Regions from separate parts of the Homo sapiens genome. Here regions 1, 2, 3 and 4 are each linked to region 5. The links are chromatin contacts, found by Hi-C or POLR2A ChIA-PET in ENCODE. All regions are on one chromosome and are shown on one strand. Each heading gives the region's core, a stretch centred on a gene start or an enhancer-like site at or near the end of the contact. The rest is flanking DNA. Distances are from core to core; before and after follow the strand shown.

Region 1 (5,172 bases), core at 746-3,245, 230 kb before region 5:
ATCCCTTATGTGTTTTTTCTGTATTCTTGATACCATGTATATGTTATAAATCTTTTTCATTTAGATCTTTCTGATCTTGGTTTTGTCACTGACCAGCTCTGTGATTTTGGGGACATTGTTTGACATCCACAATGCCATTTTTGTCCATTGTGAAGGAGAATACACTACCTTTTAGTTATTGTATTACTGTGAAATGCCAGTGAAAGAGTATAAGCGCTCTGAGCTTTGGGTTCATTTGATTTTCACCAGCCATTTTTTTCAGCTGTAAAGTGAGAATACACTGCTTTTCAGTGAGATGCCAATGAAAGAGCATATGAAAGTGCTTTGGAGACTAAAGAATACCTTCACATGTACAGCATTTTGTCCTTTGGTTTTATTATGACTCATCCCTAGGAGGTGGCTTCTGTGAAGCATCCTATGCTTCTACAGATTAATCAAATTCTGAGTGGTGGGTGTCACAATGTAGCACTTATCTCTTTTTATTCTACACCTTCTTAGGGGAGGAACAAGGTACATAAACAAGATATGCTCACATTGAACTCCTGTGTTCTTGGAATGCATTGGGTGGGATGGAGGTGGAGAAGTACAGATAGCAGGGGAATCCTACTACTTTGCTAGTCATGTTATGTGCCCCAAGGATTGACAATCATTTCTAAAAATGGAACCAAATGTCTACAAGGTTAGAATTAGGCTGTCTTTTCTTACTATCCTGGTTCACTTCTCAATTAGAACTCAGGTTTCAGAGGCAGCTGTTCTGTTCCACTATCTTTTCTGTTCACTGGTTCCCTAACTATGGAACAAATGAGGATATAATCTCCTGTCTGGCTATCTTTTGACTAATGGCTGTCCTCAGCAAACAAATAATTAACCAAAACATGGTACTATTCTATGGTTTGGGGATACTCAGACTCAGATACCACCACCCTTAGACCCAAACAACCCCATGCCCCTGACCTATGTCCCATACTTTTTTTTTTTTTTTTTTTTTTTTGAAATGCAGTCTCGCTCTGTCACCCAGGCTGGAGTGCAGTGGAGTGATCTTGGCTCACTGTAGCCTCTGCCTCCCAGGTTCAGGCGATTCTCCTGCCTCAGCCTCCCGAGTAGCTGGGCTATGTCCCATGCTTTTGAAGACCCCTCCTGTAGCCATGCCTGTCCCGTTCCGTACCACTCTTCAAGTACCTAGCTACCCAAGAATTACCTGGTAAAATGTCCTGAGCTTGCTTCCAGGGCCTGCAGAGCCTCTCCTTGAGTCCGTCTGCCTGAAGATGGACCAGTTTCTGATACATGTATCCCTAGGTCCCACATGTGTATCATGGGTGACCAAGAGGGGTATTCTCAGCTTGGACCTGCTAGCTTGAACACCTGTGCACAAGGCCCCTTGGGGTGCAGGAAGGGACTGGAATGTGGGGAAAGTGGTGGGAGTGGATTGGGGCCAGAGTCCTCCATTTGGACTCTTGCCCCAGCTCTGCAGCTGTCAGGGTCAGGTCTGCCCCGAGGAGCCTCTGCCTTCTGACCAACTGCTTATTTTATAGATTTTTAAAAAAGCCTTTGGGAAAGGTTTTCTTCACCACTGATTTAGAGACTGAGTATAGCAGGCTCATCATAGAGCCCAGTTAATCTTGGTGAATAATTCACAGAGAGTGGGGTGGGGAGGTGGAACAGGTGAGTTTCCTGAAGGGAGGCTCTCTTAAGTTGCCTCTCCTCTGTCTCTTCCCTGGTTAGGCGATGCTGCTGATGCTTTGTGAAAAGGAGGAAGGATTCTGCTGACACACTGAATTTTTATGAAAGAAGGCTAAGGGTTCCCTTATTCATCCACACGAGGCACATCTGCTTGCAGACAGGCTGTCTGCTTCTTAGGGATTCCTTCGTTGTCGTTTTATTCTTTTCTGAAGGTTTTAAGACACAGTTTGGTGCATTCCTTTCTGTTCTCTAGAGCCAGGGGGAAAGTCATAATATATCAGAGCTCTTGCCGAAGAGCTTAAAATGGGCGCTGGCAGCTGGGATGTGGGGGAAGAGAGCTTTCCAGGGACAAGTGACCTGCTTGTTCAGCCAATGAGAAGCAGGTTAGAGGAATGATATCACCAGACAGGCTTTATTGTCTGATCATCTCGTAAAAGCATGATTGTTTCTGGCAACTTAACCCTTTTTTAGGCACTTCAGGTCTCACCTGCTTCCTGGTATATGACCTCTAAGTTCCTTTTGTCAACTGTCTGCTATGAGACCACAGAGATTAAAGACTAAAATTAGTGGAGGATATAGGGGAGTTGTAAACCATCATTTTAAAAAATAGAACTTATTAAAATTTAGAACCTTTGCTAACATGGAAATGTGATTTAAGCTGTGTTTGGAGAACACATCTAAAGTAGATATTGGTTGTAGTCATGTTGTGTCTGATTTTTACTGTGTAGACTTGAGAGGCAAGAGAGGTCAGAGGGGGGAAAATTGACCCTTTAGTATATTTTAATTTATATAGTGGAATCTTATTAGGTATTTCCTATTTTGGAGGAATTGAAATTAGTTCTGTAAATTTGGAAGATATGTTATCACAGATCCAGAGGCCAATTTTGAGTAAGAGATATTTGCAGTATCTGTTTATTCTTGTACTTCTTTGTTGTCCCTACCCCATAGAAATGACAGTGAGTTTACCTCTTTTTGCTTCCTTTCCCTCATTGGTGAAATGAATGTTCCTACCTATCTGATAGAGTTGTTGAGATAAGAAAATAAATGAATTCCTGTGATTTTAGATTGTCCTATATATAATATAATGTATTATTATTATGGCATTCATGTCTTAAGGTTATATGTTCATTCATTGATTTGTTCAGACTTTTTACAACATCTAGATGCTGGGCATAAGAGATACAGGGATACAAAAAAATACAGTTCTTACCCTTAAGGAACTGAAAATATCACGAGGGAGACAGATAGTAATAAAACTGTTTCATACTTCCTTTTTTATTTACCATGTGCCAGGCTCTGTTCTGAGTACCTTGACATACATTAACTAATTTAATCTTACTGCAGTCCTATGAAATAGATAGTTATTGGCTCTATTTTACAGATAAAGAAATTGAGACAGAGAGAGGGTAAGTAACTTGCCTAAGGTCACACAGCTAGTGTGTGACTAATGGCACTAGGGCTCTAGTCTGTGCTCTAAATCTGTACTGACCAATATAGTAGTCACTAGTCACATGTGGCTTTGGAGCACTTGTAATGTGGCTGGTTTAAATTGATTGGGCTGTAATTGTGAAATACTAGATTTCAAAGACCTAGCATAAAAAAAAATCTCATGTTGAAATTGCATGTTGTAATGATATTTTGAATATACTGAGTTAAGTAAAATACATCAAAATCAATTTTACTTTTTAATTGTGGCAGTTATAAAATTATATACATACGCTTGCATTTGGGACTCACATTAGTCTTTTATTGTACTGTGCTATTCTAAATCATTATACTGTAATAATAGTAATAGCATATGAAATTTTTGAGCACTCACTGTGTGCCACATACTGTGCTAATATCTTTTAAAACACTTTCAGTTAGGCCCCAAAATAGCCCAGTTTATTATCACTATTTTATAGAAGGGGGAGAAGGTTTTGAGACATTTAGTAATTTGCCTGAAATTAATCAACTAGTTAATGGCAAATCCAAAATTGGAACTGTATATGTCTGACTCAAAAACCTGTGAGTTTTATGGGTTTTTTTGGTGTTGAACTCCTGGCCTCAAGCAATGCTCCTGCCTCAGCCTCCTGAGTAGCTGAAATTACAGGTGCAAGCTACCACACCCAGTTAAAAAACCTGTGTTCTTAATCAGCACACTACAGTTCCATTCATAATTAAATTTCAGACTATTTTCTTTGTTTTAATTTTTATAAGTATATTTAATATTGCATACTTCTATATCTGATGCATAAAGGTTCAAAATAAAAATTACCAGTCTGTAAAATAGACATCTTGTATGGAACTGTCTTTTGTAGAGCTTCAGTGAACACCAGCACAGTTGAGCCTGAGATGAAGCAGTGAGTCAGCCTATACAAATTGTATTTAATTTTCATTCCATATAGTTGTGCCAGTCACTGGGCAATTTATGTCCTGACACTCTTTGTCCATAGAGAAGGGAAAGAGGGGCAATGCACCTCTCCTTTGTTGTTTAGCTCTCTTGGCTGTTAAGAAAAAATTGCTTTCTATTTCATTGTCTTCCAAAATGCTGTTTGTGTTTGAGAGAGCAACAAAATGCTGTCTAGTGACCCCTCACTTTTCTTTCTTCTAGAGCAAAGACTCAGGTGGACTGAAGGCCGCTATGATCGAATTGGTGGAAAGGTTGAAGTTCAAGAGCTCAGACCCTAAAGTAAGTATTGTTTGGAATTGATTGGGTGTTGGTACCCCAAGCATTTCATTCTCCTTGAGCTAAAATTGTGAGGTGTTGATGATCATCTCTCTGAATATTGCATTAAGATTTAATTAAGCCTGCCCATCAGAAACAGTGTCCTGATATGCCTAGAGATAAGTCATCTATTTTTCTCCTTCTCTATTTTATGACTTACAACACATAATCATTCATTGTTTTCCCTGAACTGCAGACAGGTGCATTTTTAATCCTCCTTTACCAGGGGTCTTTGAATCTTTGGTCCTCTGTGTCCATTAGATGCAGCCAAAGGCGTCTGAGAGAAATACAGATCATCTTTTTTTTTTTGAGACAGAGTCTCGCTCTGTTGCCCAGGCTGGAGTGCAGTGGCGCAATCTTGGCTCACTACAGCCTCCGCCTGCCGGGTCCAAGCCATTCTCCTGCCTCAGCCTCCTGAGTAGCTGGGATTACAGGCCTGCGCCACCATGCCCTGCTAATTTTTGTATTTTTAGTAGAGACGGGGTTTCACCATGTTGGTCAGGCTGGTCTCGAACTCCTGACCTCGTGATCCGCCCTCCTCGTCCTCCCAAAGTGCTGGGACTACAGGTGTGAGCCACCGCACCAGCTGAGAAATACAGATCATCTTAATGCCAGGGACTGGCATGGGATCCAGACTCATCTAGTTGGTGTTCAGCACTAGCGTCTTATCTCTCCACTGCTTCCAGGAGCCAGCTGCCACTCAGAATACTTTTTTCCTCATGACCTGAAGTCTGGTTTGGAAACTGGTTTAAGTGTCCCGGCTTTTTTTTTTTATTTCAATATGT
Region 2 (5,175 bases), core at 1,710-4,209, 190 kb before region 5:
CAAACTGTCTTCCAAGTGGCCTTACCATTTTGCATTCCCACCGCAATGAATGAGATTTTCTGTTCTTCCACATCTTTGCCAGCATTTGATCTTGTTAATGTTTTGACTTGAACCATTCTAATAGGTGTGTATGGAATCTCACTGTTGTTTTAATTTGTAATTTCCTAATGATATATGATGTTGAGCATCTTTTCATGTGCTTATTTGCCATCTGCATATCTTCTTAGTGAGGTGTCTGTTTTTTAATCAGGTTGTTCATTTTCTTATTTTTGAGTGTTTATGGTTCTTAGTATATTTTAGATAACAGTCCATTATTAGATATGTCTTTTATTAGTATTTTTCCCAGTCTGTGGTTTCTCTTCTCTTTCACAGAGCAGAGGTTTTTCATTTTAATGAAGTCCAGCTTATCAATTGTTTTGTTCATGGGTACTAACATTGATGTTACATCTAAAAAGTTATCACTATACCCAAGGTCATCTAGCTTTTTTAAAATGTTATCTTCTAAGAGTTTTATAGTTTTGCATTTTACATTGAGGTCCATAATCCATCTTGAATAAATTTTGGTGAAAATTGGTAAGGTCTGTGTCTAGATTATTATTATTTTTTCATGTGGATGTCTAGTTGTTCCAGCACCATTTGTTCACAACTATCTTTTCTCTATTGTATTACCTTTGCTCCTTTGTCAAAGATCAGTTGACATATGTACCTGGGTCATTTCTAGGCTCTTCATCATGTTTCACTGATCTGTCTACTCTTTTGCTAGTATCACACTGTCTTGATTATTACAGCTTTATAGTAAGACTTGAATTGAGTAGTGGCAGTTCTTCGGCTTTGTTCTTCTTCAATATTGGGTTGACTGTTCTAGGTCTTTTGCCACTCCAAATAAACTTTAGAATCAGTTTGTTGATATCCACAAAATAACTTGCTAGGATTTTGATTGGGATTTTGTTAATCTGTAGATCAACTTTGGAAGACCTGACATCTTGACAATATTGAGCCTTTTTCTCAACATGGAATGTCTATTTATTTCTTCTTTGAATTCTTATATTAGAGTTTTATAGTTTTCCTCTTATAGATCTTGTACGTATTTTGTTAGAATTATACCTAAGTATTTCATTTTTGGAGGTGCTAATGTAAATGGTATTATCTTTTTAACTTAAAATCGCGCTTGTTCACTGCTGGTATATAGGAAGGTGATTGACTTCTGTATATCAGTCTTCTATCCTATAGTCTTGCTGTTGGTTCCAGGAGGTTTTTTTCTTTTTTTTTTTTCCTTTTTTTTTGGTGAATTCTTTCAGATTTTCTACATAGACAATCTTATCATCTGCAAAGACAGTTTTATTTCTTCTTTCCCAATCTGTATACCTTTTATTTCCTTTTCTTGACTTGCTGCGTAAGCTAGGATTTTCAGTACAGTGTTGAAAAGAAAAGGTGAGAGGGGACATCCTTGCCTTGTTCCTCATCTTAGCGGGAAAGCCTTGAGTTTCTGACCATTAAGTGTGTTGTTGGCTGTAGGTAATTGTAGATGTTCTTTATTAAGTGGAGGAAGCTCCCCCCCACCCCATTCCTAGTGTACTGAGAGTTTTTATAATAAATGAGTGTTGAGTTTTGTCAGGTGATTTTTCTGTATCTATTGTGATTTTTCCTCTTTAGCCTGTTGATGTAGATAAATTATATTAGCTGATTTTTCAAATGTTGAACCAGTCTTGCATACTTGGTATATATCCCTCATTTATGTCATGGTATATAATTCTTTTTTTTTTTTTTTTAACAGTCTTGCTCTGTCACCTAGGCTGGAGTGCAGTGGCACCATCTCCCCTCACTGCAACCTCCGCCTCCCAGGTTCAAGCGATTCTCGTGCCTCAGCCTCCTGAGTAGCTGGGATTATAGGTGTGCACCAACACACCCAGCTAAATTTTGTATTTTTAGTAGAAGTGGGTTTTCACCATGTTGGCCGGGCTGGTCTCAAACTCCTGACCTCAGGTGATCCACCCACGTCAACCTCCCAAAGTGCCGGTATTACAGGCATGAGCCACCACACCTGGCCTATAATTCTTTTTATATATGGATTAATTTGACTTGCTAGTATTTTGTTGAGATTTTCTTTAAGCCACATTTCTTTTAAAAAATAGTTTTTAAAAAGTGTTACATGTTATTTTAGAAAATTTGGACTGAGAAGTGAAAAAGAGAAAAGTACTTGTAATTCCACCATTCACAGATAACCACTCTCCAACATTTTGGTATTTATTTTGGTCTTTTATAATGAAAATAATAACAGTAACAACAGCAATAGTAAATACCATTATATTATTTCATTGAGTGGATACCTGAAGTAACTAAGCGGTTAACTGAGATAGAGTTCCAGTGGTAGTACCTTATTAACAAAGTGGAGGTGATGAAAGAAGTAAAGATACAAATGACTGCTTTTGCCTGGAGGCTTCTGAAGAAGATGAGAAAGATAGCTTAATGAAGAGTTTAAATGTTCACTTCAGTAAACTTTTGTCCTTTCATTCTCAATACCCCATTGTAAAACCTGCTCATTTCAGGCTTCTAACTAGGTCGCTGAGGATGACATCACTGAGAATGTTGGTAGTGGAATGCTGTTCAGAGTTTATGTCTACCGTGTTTCTAGGCTGCTGAATAATTTTCTAAGCCTGGTGGGTGGGCAGTTGTTTTATTCACAAATAGTGGCTATTCCACTGATACACAAAAGACACAAGAAATAGGAGATCTTGCCATCCATTGAAAAAGCCTTGACCTCCTTGTTGATGAAGTTTTTCCCTTGCCTGCCCTCACTGGAGTCTGGCCTAAGTTTGGAAGGAGCTGTCTTGGAGTACAATGTAGGAATAAATGCTGAAGGCTAAACAGATGCCTTAACTTTGAACTTCCCAACTTGAAGTTTCCATAGACACTGGCAAGTGGGGAGGACACTGTGCTGTGGGAGTGTGGACAGCTTGTAGCATCTGAAAAAGTTCCATTTCCTGCTTTTTTGTTTTTCTGTTTTAGAACAATGGCCTTTCAAATGAGGAAGAGGGAAGTGAAAATGGACTTTTTGGGGAGATATTTAGAGTCTTCAAACTCTATTTCATGCAGTCTACAATTTTTAAAGTTATTTTTGGAGTAGTCTCCTTAACACCTTGCAGGAAATTTGGCTTGTAGGACTGTTACCAAATAGGGGTCCTGACCCAGACCCCAGAGAGGGTTCTTGGATCTTGCTCACGAAAGAATTCAGGGCGAGTCCATATAGTGAAATGAAAGCAAGTTTATTAAGAAAGTAGAGGAATGAAAAAATGGCTACTCCATAGGCAGAGCAGCCCCAAGGGCTGCTGGTTGCCTATTTTTATGGTTATCTCTTGATCATATGCTAAGCAAGGGGTGGATTATTCATGCCTCCCCTTTTTAGACCATATAGAGTAACTTCCTGGCATTCCCATGGTATTTGTAAACTGTCATGGTGCTGGTGGGACTGTAATGGTGAGGACCACCAGAGGTCATTCTCATCGCCATCCTATTTTAGTGGGATTTGGCCAGCTTCTTTACTGCAAACGTGCTTTATCAGCAAGGTCTTTATGACCTGTATCTTGTGCCGACCTCTTATCTCATCCTAAGAATGCCTAACCTTCTGGGAAGGCAGCCCAGTAGGTCTCAGTCTTATTTTACCCAGCCTGTATTCAAAATGGAGTGGCTTTGGTTCAGACGCCTGTGACAAAACAAATGTTTCTGAAATATTCAGTGTAGATTTGGATGCTTCTCTTTTGAGTAGCTTCCTGCTCCTAACCCTGACCATTATTCTCAGTTCATCTCAGCAATACTTTTCTGAAACAAATTGTTTTTCAATCTCTCTCTCTTTCTCTCTCTACCTCCCTCCTTCTGTCTCTCTCTACCTCCCTCCCTCCCTCTCCCCCTTCCAACTCTCTCCCTCCCTCGTCTCTCTCTCTCTTTCTCTATCTCTCCTTCTCTTTCTTTTTCTTGTTTCGACAGATTCTCATTTATAACTCTTTTGAAATGATGAGTTGTAAAAGTACATTAGACTGGACCAGAGGAAAGTTTCTAAACCTAACTTTATTATCGTACTTCTCTGTGACTTTTTTTCCCCTTCACCTATAAAATTAGAAGGTTAGATTCAGATGTTCAATAGGTAGTTCTGACCATACAGTGGTCAAAATTTTCAAATTGCAGTGCTATGTTATAATTTCAATACAATGCTATGTTTAATCATATTCCACTTCACCCTAATGCAACTATAACAAAGATATATCAGCTTGATTGTAACTAACATGCCAAAGGTTTTGATGTCTTAGGTTGGAAAATGCTTATTTGTTAATTAGAGAATGAGAGTGGGAAAAAGGCATAAAGGTTTTGTAAAGCGGATTATTTTTTCCTTCAGTTTTCATTTGTGACCTGATCTGTATAAAATACAGTGTCATGCTGAAAACCCTATGTAATTAAAGCCATGGGAAATAGAGAATTTTAAAATCCATGACTCATTCACCTGCTGCAGTCTGGCCCACACCTTTACTAAGTGAGATGTCAGCTTCCTAACTGAACCACATGTGTATGTGAAGTCTAGTAAAATAGGTTGTGAGTCAGTTTTTATTATGATATCCATTTTTAGTTACTGGTAGCCATTAAGAGAGTTTCTCAGGCATTCAGAAAAGTCCATCCCTTAGTGAAAAGGTTTGGTCTCTGAGAGAAGGACCTAGTCATTTGAGACTCAATTTATTTCAGGAGTAGAGATCCATTGATCAATGATCACTGTAAAGCATAATAGCCCTAAAATACATACACTAAAAATAAAAAGGAATTATATAAACACAAATCACAGTTCTCAATCTGATACAGAATTTACAGGGACATTAATAACATTTAATACACTTTCCCATTTTCTCCAGCACCAAGGAGAGCACCTGCAGAGAGTATATGAGGGCTTATGACACTTAGTCACTTGATGTGTGAGCAGATACATGTCATACAGGCCTTATTTTGCACTGATGTCCTTAGTAGTGTTACAAAAGCTGCGTAAGGTATCAAGCTTCTTTCGGTTTCTAAGGGGCTAATTAAAAATTAATCTGCTACCCCCTCCTGTAGGCTTTGTCTTTCACAGTTTCCTTTCTTAGGTTTTCCCAGTTTGACTTCCCTTCTGGCAGACTTTTATAGTGAACAGAGCACCAGACT
Region 3 (4,886 bases), core at 926-3,425, 220 kb after region 5:
CCCCAACACTCTCCCCAATCCACCCACCTCCTCTGGGTCTTTGCTCAGTGAGACCTTCCCTGACCACCCTCTATCAAACTGCATCTTTTCCCTTCCCTGCTATATTTTTCTCTGTAGTATTTATCACCACTGGGTGTACACTGTCCTTACATTCATTCTTGTTGTTTGCTAGTCTCCCTCTGTAAGATAAAAGCTCCAGGAGGGAACTTCCGTGTTTTGTTTGTTGTTCATTGCAGTATCCTCAGCCCCCATAGTGGTGCCTGGAACTCAGGAGGGGCTCAGTCAATATTTGTTGAATGGATAGTAATAGTAATGGCTAGCTTTTATCAGCTGAGACCCTATGCTTACAGTTCACTGAAGAGTTGAGAGACAGGCATTGAACAGGCAATTTCAAGTGTGATGATTCGTGTAAGGAAAAGTGTAGGACACGATAGTAGCACGGTGGGCTTCCCTGAGGAAGGGGCATTTGGCTGAGACCTGAAGGGTGATAAGACCCTGAAGAGAAGAGTCTTCCCGGTGGAGGGAGCAGCATTTGTGAGGGCATAAGGTAAAGAGAATGGGGCTGACGGGATAGAACTCACAAATGAAGTGTGCAGAGGCTTGTCTGGATGTGTCCACGGGGGCTGGAAGGGGCTGGATTTTAGAAAAAGTATTAAGATCCCAGCCTTGATCCTCAGGACAGCGTGAGGCCATCAAAAGGTTCGGAAGGAAGTTTGGAGGGCAGAAGGCTGGAGGGAATGCTTCCTTGCCCAGATGAAGCCTGAATGACTCGCAGGGCTGGGGCAAGCTGCCGCCAGTTTTATCCACAAAGCAGCAACCACTTCTGCTAAGATAGTGATGACTCCGAGCCCCTCCAGCTCCCCTGTTCTCCTCAACCCTGGTCTGAGCGCCTGCTTTGTGCGAGTCATTCAGGCTTCATCAAGGCACTATGTTAATGTTAGGTCCTTCTTACAGATCAGCCCACGTAGTCCTCACAGCAGCTGGTTGAGGAGCTATTATCATCATCCCCACTTGGCAGTGGTAGGTAGAGGCTGAGGCTGAGAGAGTTGCCCAGGTTCACTCTACTGGAAGGAGCCAGCTCTGGAATCTGGAATTCAGCCCCAGGCCTCTCTCAGTCCAAGTCCAGTGCGCACTATCTCTTTCATGGACTGCCTCCCATTCTCAGGATCCTAATGTCTTTATCTAACCCTGCTGGTGGCCAGAAGCCTCTACCTGGTACCCGTCACAACCCAGGTGAGACCAGGCATCTCAGGATGCCTCACCTGACTTCCAGCTGGAATCCAACCTGAGCTGTGCAGTTGGCTCAAAGGGTGGCCAACCAGAGGAGCAGATTTATCCACATTGGCATCAGAAAAACCACTCTAGGCCGGGCACAGTGGCTCATGCCTGTAAGGCTCATGCCTTGAGAGGCTTTCCCTGTTCTCCCAGCTCTCACCCCACCACCAGTAATCTGTGCTTAAACGAGCTGTCTTGCCTTTCCACGCAAATGAATTGGAGATGGTGAGGCTCCAGGCAGCAGCAGACGCATCTCAAAGCTGGTTTGGGGCATAAGAGCTTTCTCTCTATGAGAATAACCTGCTTCGGAGCCTTCTCAAGGATAGGGAGGTTGGTATTTATATAAAGTGAGGTTTTCGAAATGAACAGAGGTATGAGCTGCCTGGCAGTGTCCTGGAACGAGCCAGTTTGTAAAATAACTACTTTTTTGTTGCTTTGGGGCTAGAATACATTATACCAGAGTAAGAGATGGTAACTGACTACATTATTGTATTTATTTCTTAGGAATGAAAACACTATACTATTCCTATTATTGGGGATGCTTTGCCTTTTAAAAAAATTATGGTGAAATATACATAACAGAAAACCTACTGTCTTAGCCATTTTTAAGTGTATGGCTCAGTAGCATTAAGTACTGAATTATTGTGATGATTTGCCTTTTGAAATCCAGAAAAGAATACCTGGGTGTATTTTGTCCAAGCATGTAATATTGCTTCCTTGACTCCTATTTATAGTTTCTAACATTTGCATGGTTTATTCCAGTTTGTATAGTCTATATCACACATCTTGCCTCATTGAACCCACCTGGGGCCTGGGGTGGGCTGGGCAAAGGACCAGAGGAGCTTAGGTGCTGGGTGGTCTTTGTTTCGAGCATGTTCTAGTGCCATCTAGCGTCTGTGGGACCTTGTGCTGGCCAGGCTAAGGCTGTTGGATTTCCCCTGCTTGGGGCGATGGCTCTGTAAAACCCAAATAGCTTTAAAAGAGCACCAAGGAGATGTTTGTCTTTTTAAATCAGCTGGGATTTTTTTTTTTTTCCAGCTCTGATCCCTTGGAAACTTACAACTAAAATTCATTTCATTAGCAGTCAGAACAGTGTGTCCCTTTGAAGTTCAGACAGGGTGAGATTAATATGAACACGATATTAAGCTATTAAGCATCAGTTTGCCAAACCTATTTATAAAGGAGAGCGGAAGACGGAAAATAAAGGAGGCTGCATTAAGAGGCTCCTTTGCCAAGTCCACTGTCTCTTGTTGGAAAATGTGTCTCAATAACCCGTTTTTGTGTGAGAGAAGAGAAAAAGAAAACGTGTGACTGTGTGTGTGTGTACACATGCTTCAATGATGTGTGATTATCTAATAAGAGCAATAATGCAGCGTGGCTAAACTTACACAGTGTTGACTGTGTGCCCAACACTGTTCTTAGTGCTTTATATTTAAAATTTGTTAAATCACACAACAACCCAGAAGGAGTAGGTGTCATTATTTCCCCGTTTTATAGATGAGAAAACTGGGGCACACAAAGGTTGGGTGGTTTGTCGAAGGTCACAAAGCCACAGTAAATATTTTGTGATAGAGAAATTGTTCAGGACTCAGAAGCACATGGATTTTTAATTCGGGTTTCAGGTGATGTTGCGTTTTTTCTTCCTATCCATACATCACTTTTGAGCGCCTTACAGTCCCGATAGGAGAGGACCTTACATAGTGCTTGTCAAGTGAATGCAGCGGTTTAAGCCCATGTGGGGTTTTTGGCTTGTTTTAACGCACTCATAAGTAACGTACTCATGCGGGGCCGTGTATACAGAGGGAAGAGCACCACGTTAGTCAGCAGGTTTGAGTTTGGTCCTCAGCTCTGTGGCTTCCCAGCCACGTGACCCTGGGCAAGTGACTTCCTCTCCCCAGCCTCAGTTCCCCCCTTTTGGGGATAATAGAATGAGTTTTATAGTGTTTTGGGGTTTTTATTTTGAGAGGATAAATGAGATACTGATTAAAACAGCCTCTTGTCTAGTGTTTGGCCCATGGTATGTGCTCATTAAATTTTACCTTTGTTTACCTTTTATCTGGAAACTTAAACTTACTTAGCTCTCCTTTTGCATTTTCTGGCATCTCCTGCAGTGATGATTCATCTTCCTTATGGCCTAAGAAGGCCAAGTCCATTTGTCCATTTTCTTTTTTCTTTTTTTTAGTTGAGATGGGGCCTTGCTATGTTGTCCAGGTTGGTCTCGAACTCCTGGGCTCAAGCAGTCCTCCTGTCTCAGCCTCCCAGAATGCTGGGATTACAGGTGTCAGCCATCATGCCCAGCCTGAGTCCATTTTCTTTTCCTTTCTTTTCTTTTCTTTTCTTTTCTTTTCTTTTCTTTTCTTTTGGAAAAAACTGAGACAAGGTCTTGCTCTGTTTTCCAGGTTGGTCTCAAACTCCTGGGCTGAAGCAGTCCTCCTGCCTCAGCCTCCCAAAGTGCTAGGATTACAGGCATGAGCCACCATGCCCAGCCCAAGTCCGTTTTCTTTTTCTTTTCTTTTTTTTTTTTTTTTTTGAGACGGAGTCTTGCTCTGTCACCTAGGCTGTGTCTCAGCTCACTGCAAGCTCCGCCTCCTGGGTTCACGCCATTCTCCTGCCTCAGCCTCCCGAGTAGCTGGGACCACAGGCGCCTGCCACCACGCCTGGCTAATTTTGTTTTTGTATTTTTAGTAGAAACAGGGTTTCACCGTGTTAGCCAGGATGGTCTTGATCTCCTGACCTTGTGATCCGCCTGCCTCAGCCTCCCAAAGTGTTGGTATTACAGGCATGAGCCACCGCGCCCGGCCCATTTTCTACATCGAAGGATAAAATGGTCCAGTTCTGCTTGGGTGTGGGTTCTTAAATGTCTGTTCTAGTTGAAAGAACTGAAAGCTGAGAAAAATCTGGCTTTGTTCCTTCTTCCCTCTTTCAGATTTCCAAGTATATATATATATAACATGTATGTATACACACACATACACACACATGCATGCATAGCGACCCAGATAATTTTGGATCAAGTATAACAGGAATGGAGATAAAATCAGAAGGACATCAGACATTTGGATGGGCAACCAGACACTGGGGAAAAAATCTTGTTTGTCTGCAAGTTACCTCCTACAAGGCAAAAATCATAACATCAGCATCTTATGGAAACTGAAAAGGGAGATCCGGAGAAGCTTCCAGAAAGCAGGGGGATACATTGAAATGCATTGTACACTCCTAATGATTGCAATTTTAAGATGTGTAAAGTGTTACTGATAGTCTCCTTAATATGCAGTGTCTGTTGTCATTAGGTATTAATAAGCACTAATGATATTAATAAGCACTTTTATCAGTTCCTGTAAAAATCGAGTTTTCCTGATCTTATTTTTCCTGTCATGTCTTAGGCTGCTTAATCATAGATTCTCACTCCATAGGGTCTGCAGCATTTGCATGTCTGAAGGAAGTGGTTTCTTCATCCAGAGCTCTCAAGCTTTGAGAGGGAATTTTACATATCATCTTAACAGTGGTGTGTGGGAAATGAGATATGGCATTTTTGTTCGAGGGAACTCTTGTAGGCCCCCTTCACATCTCATGGAGAAGGCAGCAGTGTAGTTTTTGCAAGCCTGAGCCCA
Region 4 (4,583 bases), core at 812-3,311, 240 kb after region 5:
GGGTGAGCCACCAGCTTGAGTCTTTATTGCCTGGGCCTTTATTTCTTTTCCTTTTTTCCATTAGTTGTTTTTTATTTTTATTTTTATTTCTTTTGAGACAGAGTTTCACTGTGTTGCCCAGGCTGGAGTGCAGTGGTGCAATCCTGGCTCACTGCAACCTCCACCTCCCAGGTTTAAGCGATTCTCCTGCCTCAGCCTTGCGAGTAGCTGAGATTATAGGCACCCACCACCAGCCTCGGCTAATGGTTGTATTGTTAGTAGAGACGGGGTTTCACCATGTTGGCCAGGCTGGTCTTGAACTCCTGACCTCAGTGATCTGCCCACCTCGGCCTCCCAAAATGCTGGGATTACAGGCGTGAGCCACCACACCTGGCCAGATTGTTTTCATTGTTTCTGTTTTTCTTATTAAATAAATGTTATATATCTAGCATAGGGATTTTAGAAAAGGAGCCCAGTGATGGTCCTCTCCTTGGTTCTCAACCCTGTGATCTTTGTGTTTTAACCCCTGCCCTGTCACTTTAGGGATCTGGAAGCGGGAAGGAGACATCTGCGAGTGCTCAGATGACTATCTCGATACACTCAGGGTGTATTTTCTGGGGTGACTGTAGGGGCATCTCGGTTCATTTGGTGGCAAATCCAACTTTTCTATTCCCTAACGAGGACTTTGCTGCCTTTATGATTTTTCTCTCACTGCCTGCTTTTGGAAAAATCTTCTGACAGTTATATTTACCAGTAGAACTAGAAGGGAATGCTTCAGTCTATCCTGTGTTTAGAGTCATGGAGTTGGAGGAGGTTTGGGTGGGAATCTGAGTGACAGCCAAGGAGAAGGAGATAGGGCCGTCTTGGGGTTTTCTGCAGTCTCAGACTCTGGGTCTTTGTATGACCCTTGGGAACATGAAGCAGCCAGGGAATGGAGCCAGGACCACTTTACCCCAGCAAGACTCCCAAGCTATATCTTCAAAGGTCTGAGGGACATGGTGCATTCACTTGTCTTCTGCTACCCACAGATGACCAGCTCTGTGAAGGAGGCATCCCCTGGCTTGGGTAGGCAGAAAGTGTTGGAAAGGAATTGAAGTAACATTTCAGTTTGAAGGTTTTGTAACAGATGGTGGTGGCAGCTGCTCTAGGAGAGACAAATGAAGTTAGTGAAATGGTCCTTCATTCAGTCTACCTTGTGCATCCATCCATTTAGCCAACTGTGTTGATACGTATGATGAACCAGGCCCCATGTCGCACACTGGGATGATAAAGAGAGAACACCTGGCCACAGCGTCTGGAAACTCCTTATCTAAGAAGAGGGACAGACTCATGCCCACATGATGAGTTCTGTTGAGTACCAAGGTAGCAGAAAAGGGGAGCTTTGAACTCCATTTGGGAGTAGCCAGGGAAGATGGCCTTTCTGCAAGATTCTTGAGGGAATGATCAGGCACTCAGGCCTGGGAGGGGAGAAGACATCAGACGTCAGGGGATGGTCAGATGCCTGTGCAGAAGGTAAAATGAAATCTGTCAGATAAAATCTACAAAAGAATAGCGGTTGGAGAGTTGTGGGCACAACAAATGCAAAGACCATCCTGGATAAAGTTAAGTTGGCAGGAAGCAAGAGAAAAAGGGGAAAGAAAGTATCAGTATGCAGTCGCTAGAAAGGATAGGACAAAATAACCCAACTTGGAAGGCCCCAGAAAGACAAATGATTCAAGAAGCACCGTCTGTGTCTGAGACGCTGTCCCTGCACAGCAGTGTTGTCCAGCTGGTGAGAGATGAGGATGAGAGGGAGTTTGAATCTGTTCGCTGCTCCTATCTACCTGTTGAAAATGTCAGAGCTGTGAGTCTGCTTCTGGGCTGGTGGCCAGGGTCTGTGGCTCCCAGCGCTGTAGTGTCCTGCCACGTTTGTCTCAGTTGGTAATTGGGTAGAAAACCATCTCCTGGGGCTTGGTGACCAGGGTATGAGGGCACTGAACACAGTGCCAGAGCTTCCAGAAGTGCTGGGGCAGGTGCATCCCTTGCTGACTTGGGGCCCCATTGAGGCTCTGCGTCTGTTCCTCATGACTCATGAATGTGTTCCTCATGACTGTTCCTCATGACTCATGTTCCTCATGACTCATGACTCATGAATGTGGCTGAATTGAGGGCTAAAGCCCTGGGTCTCTCTTACAGCATTGCTTTGGCATTCACCAGGCCAGGGCAGGCGTGAACGGTGGAATAGGGAGTGTGGTAGGATGAGGTGGAAGGTGGGGTGTCCTTTTTCATTCCCCAAAACAGCTTTCTTGAACTATCCACCAGGCTGCAGGGGGTATCGTTTACCTGGGGACTGTGTGGTGTCCCATCTCTAGGGAAGAACAATGTTGCCTCCTAGTGGCTGTGTCTGTCTTGGACACCGGTATCTGAGAACTGAGAACAATATTTGTTCCATAAATGAGGCATGAATATTACTCTTTAAAGATTCCCTGTTGAAGGCAGGCACAGTGGCTCACACGTGTAATCTCAACACTTTGGGAGGCTGAGGCAGCAGGATCACTTGGGGCCAGGAGTTTGAGAACAGCCAGGGCAACAAAGTGAGACCTCATCTCTACAAAAAAATTAAAAATTAGCCAGGCGTGGTACCACACGCCTGTAGTCCCAGCTACCCAGGAGGCTGAGGTGGGAGGATCACTTGCACCCAGGAGTCCCAGGCTGCCGTGTGTTATAATTGTACCAGTGCACTCCAGCGTGGGTGGTAGAGCGAGACCTTGTCTCTTTAAAAAAAAATAAAAAAGGCAAGACCATCCTGGCTAACACAGTGAAACCCCATCTCTACTAAAAATACAAAAAAAATTAGCCGGGCGTGGTGGCGGGCGCCTGTAGTCCCAGCTACTTGGGAGGCTGAGGCAGGAGAATGGTGTGAACCCAGGAGGCAGAGGTTGCCGTGAGCCAAGATTGAGCCACTGCACTCCAGCCTGGGCAACAGAGCAAGACTCTGTTTCAAAAAAATAAATAAATAAAAAATTAAAAAGGAAAGAAAGAAAGAAAGATCCCTTGTTGAAGCTGAATGCCCATGCCCAAATTCTGGCCTTCTCTCTACCTCCTGCTTTTGCAGTAGCTTTCTAATGAGCCTTCCTGACCTCCAGTCCTTGTCACTGAAAGCCCAGTCCTGCTTGTCTTGCTGTCTGTGTTCAAACACACAATAGCCCCTCATTGCCAGTAGCATAAAGCTGAATCTCTTACTGGACATGGAAAGTTCTCCGAGGTCTGATCTGTTCACCACATGCACCCATAGGCACCTCTGAACAATCCTTGGTTTCCCACCTTTCAGGCACACTTTTCTGTCTGTCTAGAACGCCCTCACCAGTCTAGCCAGGCCAGAGGTTTCCAGTTGTTCAAATTGTAATTCACATGGTGCTGTTTCAGTGAATCATGCTCATATCTGGGAATGACCTGAATTCTATCCCAGCTCTGATGTACCCACATGGTAACATTAGAGACAGTCATAATAGCAGCTACTGTGTATTGAGCACTTACTACACAATACACAGTATTGTGTAGTAAGATGGGCCAGGGGTGCACATCGCAAAACTTCAGGGGGTGCCATTTACATCGAATACAGAAGAGAGGCACTGCTGGCCACTGTGCCAAGACCTTCATATAGATAATCTCAGCCCTAACAGTTGGACTCTGTTACCGCCATTTTACGAAGAAGGAAACTAAGGCTACAAATGTTAAGTTTCTTGCCCAGGGCCACATAGCTAGTAAACAATTGGGCTGGGCTGTAGTCAACTCAGGTCTCTTTCCAAAGCCCATGGTCTTTCCATGGCACTCCGCTCCCTCCTTAATAGATGCTAAGTTCCGTGAGGGCGGGATCCCACTTTGAATTGTTTTTAGTCTTCCACCTCCTCCATTGAGCTTGATAAATGTATATTGGTCAAAATCCCCAGTCCTGTCTAGTGCCAGTTACACATCAGTGTCTGTAGTAGAGACCCTGGCGCTAGCATGAATTCTACCAAGCAGGCTAGACTTTACAATCAATCAATAGAATAAAAGGAAGGAAAATAAACAGTTCCTCCCAGCCCACTGAGTACTATTGTCTTGTCTCTTAGTACCACTACAAGGAAATGCTAGATCATGAGCTGGGGCTACCAGAGAGCTTCATAGACTTGACCCCAACACTTTAGCTGGATGACTTGGAGAAAATTACCCCAAAGTGTCTGCAGTGACTTCTGTGACCACCACCAGCTTCCCAAACCAGCCCATCCAACTCCCTTTTCCTGAGTGAGGTAAAAACTGGTAGAACCAAGGAATGCTGAATTTCCAAACGCCTCCTAAGGGAACTGAAACCGCAAATTGGCCACTTGGCTGAGAAATGCTCTCTTTCCCTCCAACACACACTTTCCTTTTCCTTTAGCTAAAGAATCCATAGATGAGTCTCACTTTGTGATACACGTGCTCCTGAAAGCTGTGTGGAATTGAGTCATTTTCTAAATTCACCAGGGAATCTTTCCATTTTAAAGAAAATCTCTAGTCAGTTATAAAACCAGATGCTATCAGAGACAGAAAGACCATTAGAGGTTTATCTAATTCAGCTTTCGTCTCATTTTACAGATGAGAAAACC
Region 5 (4,570 bases), core at 150-2,649:
TTCTATCTTTCAGTTCTTCCATTCTCATGCTAAGTCCCCTCATGGGCCTAAGGTGGCTGCCACAGTCCCGCGCATCACAGCCAGATCTAAAAGTATCTAAAAGAAGAAGGAGTGTTCCTATGAGTTTCTTTTCATCACTGAGAATAAAAAAATCTTTGCAAAAGGCCTATCAGCAGACTGTCTATCGAGTTTTAGTGGCTAGAATTGTATCACATGCTTATGTCTAAGCCACTAACTAGACAGCAAATAGGATCACAATGCACCTATTAGACTAATTTACATCTAAACACAGGGATGGGGGTTATCTATGACTGATAAGATGATGGAGCAGACACCCAAGTAAATGTGTGGTACGGTCAACTTAGAAGAAAAGAGAATAGGCTGTTAGGTAGGCAAGCATCTGTGTCTGCTATAATTGACATGAAAGGTAAAATAAGTTTGGTCTAATTGAATTTTTTGGCTTAACTATGGTATGTATATATTTAAAAAAACCTTCTTACTTTCATTTTTTAATAGGCAGAATGTTGTTCTGCTGCCCAGACTGGGGTTCAGTAGTGTGATAATAGCTCACTGCAACCTTGAACTCCTTCAAGAGATCCTCCTGCCTCAGCCTCCTGAGTAGCTGGGACTTCAGGCATGCACCACCATGCCTGGCTAATTTGTTTTTATTTTTATTTTTGTAGAACGGGGTCTCATTATGTTGCCCAGGCTGGTCTCAAACTCCTGGGCTCAAGTGATCCTCCCACCTCAGCCTCCCAAAGTGTTGCAATTACAAGTGTGAGCCACCATGCTAAGCCAAAACCCTTTTAGATTCTGGCTCTGGCTGTTAAAAATTATTCTATATTAGTTCACTTCCCCCCTACTACTTAAACTGGAATGACACCTTTGGTGTGTCTATACCTAATGACACTCACCTTTCCCCACCCTTTGAAACTCCTCTTTTATTTCCATCCTCAGGATCTTAGGAGTAAGCCTCCTTCACCTGTGTTTGTGCAATGCTGTCTTCCTAGCCACAGATGATTGGAGCTGAGGTGTACAGCGGAACTTAGCTAAACCAATCAGCTTCTTTCTCTGAGAATTTCAAATTGGGGGAAACTCTGGTTGCATCAGTCTCTTCATGCGCTTGGATCTATAACATAACCTCTAGAATTGTGGGGCAGCAATTTTTCTGCCATTTGGGACAAGAAGCAAAAACTAGTGTAAGGGAAAGTAAAAATGAAAAAGATATACAGTGAGTAGTTTCTACAAGTTTTGGCTCCATAAGGCACTTTGAACTACCCCTTCACCACACACAGGCACGTGTACACACACACCTCAAAATGCATATGCAAGCCAGCTTGAGGCAGCTTATGTTACTTGCAACCAAACAGTCCTAACCAAAAAGGAACACAGTGTCCCTTTTCAGAGATGATTGAGGATCTTGCAGAATGCTAGGGTCATCCTGAAGAACTGCCAGTTCTCATTTCCTTTGTGCATAGAAAACTGAAGACAATGAGTCATACCTGTCATAAATTCACCCCAGACCTTGCTACAGACGTTGCCTTTGTTTGATTTAAATCTTCACTATTGGTTTGGTTTCTAATACTTTTTACTCTTTTTTCTAAAAGTATTCAACAAAACACTCAACAGTAACAACAACAAATAACTGTGTATTATGTGAATGGGAGGTGTTATGTTGTGTCTTGGAGAGGCAGGGAATGGGACTAATATCTATTGAGTTCCAACAATTTGCTTTGCATGTATTGTTTACTTTTATCCTTATCACACACTACCTACTAGTAATAACAAAACGAGGCCATGCCTGGTGGCTCATGCCTGTAATCCCAGCGCTTTGGGAGGCCGAGGTGGGTGGATCACTTGAGATCAGGAGTTTGAGACCAGCCTGGCCAACATGGTGAAACCCGGTCTCTACAAAAAATAAAAAATTAGCTGGGCGTGGTGGTGGGAACCTATAATCCTAGCTTCTTGGGAGGCTGTGGCAGGAGAATCACTTGAACCCGGGAGGTGGAGGTTCCAGTAAGCCGAGATCGTGCCACTGCACTCCAGCCTGGGAAACATAGTGTGACTCCATCTCAAAAAAAAATATGTGTGTATATGTGTGTGTGTGTGTGTGTGTGTGTGTGTGTATTTATAACAAAACCATTTTACTAGTGTGGAAGCTGAGTCTCAGAGAAGTACATTGATTTTGTTAAAGTCACACAGCTAGAAAGCCATGGAAGATTTTAAGCCCAGGCTCCAGAGAATCAAAGTTGATGATGTTTTCACTATTCCACGTTGTTAAACAGAAAAAAAAAAAGTGCTTTGATTAACCATCCTGTTAGGTAGACTCTGATTAACTGACATCTGACTCTGGCTATTTTTATTCTCACAATATAGGATATTCTCTACCATCAGGGAGAGAAACAGAGACAGGGAGAATGACCTTGTAGCACCAGATCTATTACGGATATTTCTGCATTTTTAAAATTTCTAAATTAAGCACTGCTACCTCTGGTAAAAACAGAGGATAACATTTTTTAACATGTGGAACAAACAAACGCCAGGGAAGATTAAATGAGGGGCACAAGATCCTTAGAGACAGAAGCACTTTGTAGCCATCCCTTCTCGCTGTCTTAGTAGGTGTACATTCTCAAGCTGTTGATTTTTCTTGACTAATTAAAGATGATTGGAGTTTTAGAGTTTGGCTTTATTTTTGTTTTTCTCCATCTTTCACATATCCCAACTCACACACTGTCTGCTGCTGCCAATTAGCAAGAACGTGGGAGAAGAGTTAGTCCTGGCTATAACCAGGCTGGATACAAACCTGTCACAATGAGATTAGGGATATTCAGGCAAAAGCATTTACCTTAATGTGTTTCGTTCCTAGCAAAACAATCATGCAAATGTTTTAAGTCAAACTTTCCAAAACAGACACAGTCATGCAAAGCTGTCCATGTGAAACAGGTTGCCAGTCAGAACCACCATTTTTATCTTCCACTGCTGTTCTGTAGGCCAGTTAACTCTTCTCTACCCATAGAATGTCTTCTTTGTTTTTAGATGTTTAAAAAAACCACCCAGTTGAATTGTTACATTACAAAAAAAGGTTACACTTTTGTTTTTAATACATTCCAACATTACAGGAATGAAATGCAGAAATGGAAATTTGGATTTGAGTTTTTCATACTGTCAGTAGCCCTTCCTGTAAACCTTGCCAATATCAAGAAGGTCTTAAAAAGTGTAAACTACAGGAAAACTGCAATTAGTCAAAATGCCCTGGGTATGGGAGATTCCAGGTTATCTCAGAGTTAACCAGAAAATCCTTTTCACTTCAACCCTTGCCATTGAAAGTCTCTGAAAAGCGTGAGTTGAGTTTCCTGCCTTAAAAAGCACAGTTTACTCTAAATGCAATTTAATGTTTGCCTGATAGTTGAGGGTCAGGGTGGACCTCAGGCTAAATATTCTGGACCCCAATTCCCATTGTCCAGAAAAAGCAAAACAAAAGGAAATGGGAGATTGGGTAGAATTTCTACTCAACCCTAGGACATGTTTTTGAAGTTCTTGAAATGAGCCTTTTCCTTCTGGTATTTTGCTCCTTTCTACTTCTATAAAGAGAGAAAAAAAAAGTCTGCTAAACTAGGAGTTTTGCCTATATAAGTTCCAGTGAAATCAAGATGCTATGATATTTGAATTTTTCCTTTAATCTTTATGAAAGAGATGACTGAGGTGTCGGCCATCAGGAGTTGGGAGCCATCCTCTTCCACCTGGTCTTGGATCTAGTACAGGGAGGCTTGGAAAAGTGAGTTCCCCTAGCCACCCCCCACCTTTCACTACCCCTCCAATGAGAGAGCAGAATGGCATGGGTCATGCATTTGGTTATTTCTTCTCATCATTTGTCACTCTCTAGACCAAGGTTCCTCATCCTTGGCATTACTGACATTTTGGGTTGGATAATTATTGTTGTAGGAGGCTGTATTAGGGTTCTCTAGTGGGACAGAACTAATAAGATAGACGTATATATAAAGGGGAGTTTTTTTATTTTTTATTTTTTTTTATTTTTGAGACAGAGTCTTGCTCTGTTGCCCAGGCTGAAGTGCAGTGGCACAATCTCAGTTCACTGCAAGGTCTGCTTCCTGGGTTCACGCCATTCTCCTACCTCAGCCTTCCGAGTAGCTGGGACTACAGGCACCCACCACCATGCCTGGCTAATTTTTTTGTATTTTTAGAAAAGACGGCATTTCACTGTGTTAGCCAGGATGGTCTCGATCTCCTGACCTCATGGTCCACGCACCTTGACCTCCCAAAGTGCTGGGATTACAGGCGTGAGCCATCACGCCTGTTTATTAAGAGTATTGACTCATACCATCACAAGGGGAGGTCCCACAATAGGTTGTCTGCAAGCTGAGCAACAAGGAAGCCAGTCTGAGTCTCAAAACCTCAAAACTAGGGAAGCAAACAGTGCAGCCCTCTGTTGGTGGTCAAAGGTCCAAGGGTCCCAAAGCTTGGAGTCTGATGTTCAAGGGAGGCAGCGTCCAGCACAGGAGAAAGGTGTAGGCTGGGAGACTCAGCCAGTCTAGTCTTTTCCCATTCTTCT

What was found. Hi-C counts contacts between places; a loop is a spot of excess contacts on that map. ChIA-PET counts read pairs that join two places held with the same protein, here RNA polymerase II (POLR2A). Pooled maps may share reads with other maps.
Region 1: a map with no recorded cell type shows a loop between it and region 5 (8-fold over the local background). The contact joins two enhancer-like sites. A Hi-C loop is called at or near these places in 3 of 37 single-sample maps with no recorded cell type and 2 of 50 pooled maps.
Region 2: a map of GM12878 shows a loop between it and region 5 (1.9-fold over the local background). The contact joins two enhancer-like sites. A Hi-C loop is called at or near these places in 1 of 168 maps with a recorded cell type or tissue (GM12878), 11 of 37 single-sample maps with no recorded cell type and 4 of 50 pooled maps. POLR2A ChIA-PET finds 5 or more read pairs at or near these places in 2 of 52 experiments (MCF 10A and activated T-cell).
Region 3: a loop to region 5 is called in a map of endothelial cell of umbilical vein, with 2.6 times the contacts of the local background. The contact joins two enhancer-like sites. A Hi-C loop is called at or near these places in 2 of 168 maps with a recorded cell type or tissue (PC-9 and endothelial cell of umbilical vein) and 3 of 50 pooled maps. POLR2A ChIA-PET finds 5 or more read pairs at or near these places in 1 of 52 experiments (PC-9).
Region 4: a loop to region 5 is called in a pooled map, with 2.9 times the contacts of the local background. The contact joins two enhancer-like sites. A Hi-C loop is called at or near these places in 1 of 168 maps with a recorded cell type or tissue (PC-9) and 3 of 50 pooled maps.

What each region holds. Positions count from the first base shown.
Region 1 is chr11:35,680,986-35,686,157 of GRCh38, forward strand. It overlaps TRIM44 (tripartite motif containing 44), which reads left to right. Exons shown (of 5, transcript NM_017583.6): 2 at 4,274-4,351. Among named protein-coding and RNA genes, the nearest start is that of TRIM44, 21 kb to the left of the region's middle. Within about 2 kb of position 1,996, at least 4 of the 41 ENCODE cell types and tissues checked have a DNase peak (open chromatin) inside an H3K27ac peak, as active enhancers do.
Region 2 is chr11:35,719,157-35,724,331 of GRCh38, forward strand. The region is part of intron 2 of TRIM44 (tripartite motif containing 44); the gene reads left to right. Among named protein-coding and RNA genes, the nearest start is that of TRIM44, 59 kb to the left of the region's middle. RefSeq lists an enhancer at 3,039-3,138. Within about 2 kb of position 2,960, at least 3 of the 41 ENCODE cell types and tissues checked have a DNase peak (open chromatin) inside an H3K27ac peak, as active enhancers do.
Region 3 is chr11:36,129,761-36,134,646 of GRCh38, forward strand. The region is part of intron 4 of LDLRAD3 (low density lipoprotein receptor class A domain containing 3); the gene reads left to right. Among named protein-coding and RNA genes, the nearest start is that of MIR3973, 120 kb to the left of the region's middle. Within about 2 kb of position 2,176, at least 5 of the 41 ENCODE cell types and tissues checked have a DNase peak (open chromatin) inside an H3K27ac peak, as active enhancers do.
Region 4 is chr11:36,147,795-36,152,377 of GRCh38, forward strand. All of the region lies in intron 4 of LDLRAD3 (low density lipoprotein receptor class A domain containing 3), which reads left to right. Among named protein-coding and RNA genes, the nearest start is that of COMMD9, 140 kb to the right of the region's middle. RefSeq lists enhancers at 1,484-2,683, 1,623-2,196, 2,076-2,255. Within about 2 kb of position 2,062, at least 14 of the 41 ENCODE cell types and tissues checked have a DNase peak (open chromatin) inside an H3K27ac peak, as active enhancers do.
Region 5 is chr11:35,906,817-35,911,386 of GRCh38, forward strand. No RefSeq gene overlaps it. Among named protein-coding and RNA genes, the nearest start is that of LDLRAD3, 35 kb to the right of the region's middle. Within about 2 kb of position 1,400, at least 8 of the 41 ENCODE cell types and tissues checked have a DNase peak (open chromatin) inside an H3K27ac peak, as active enhancers do.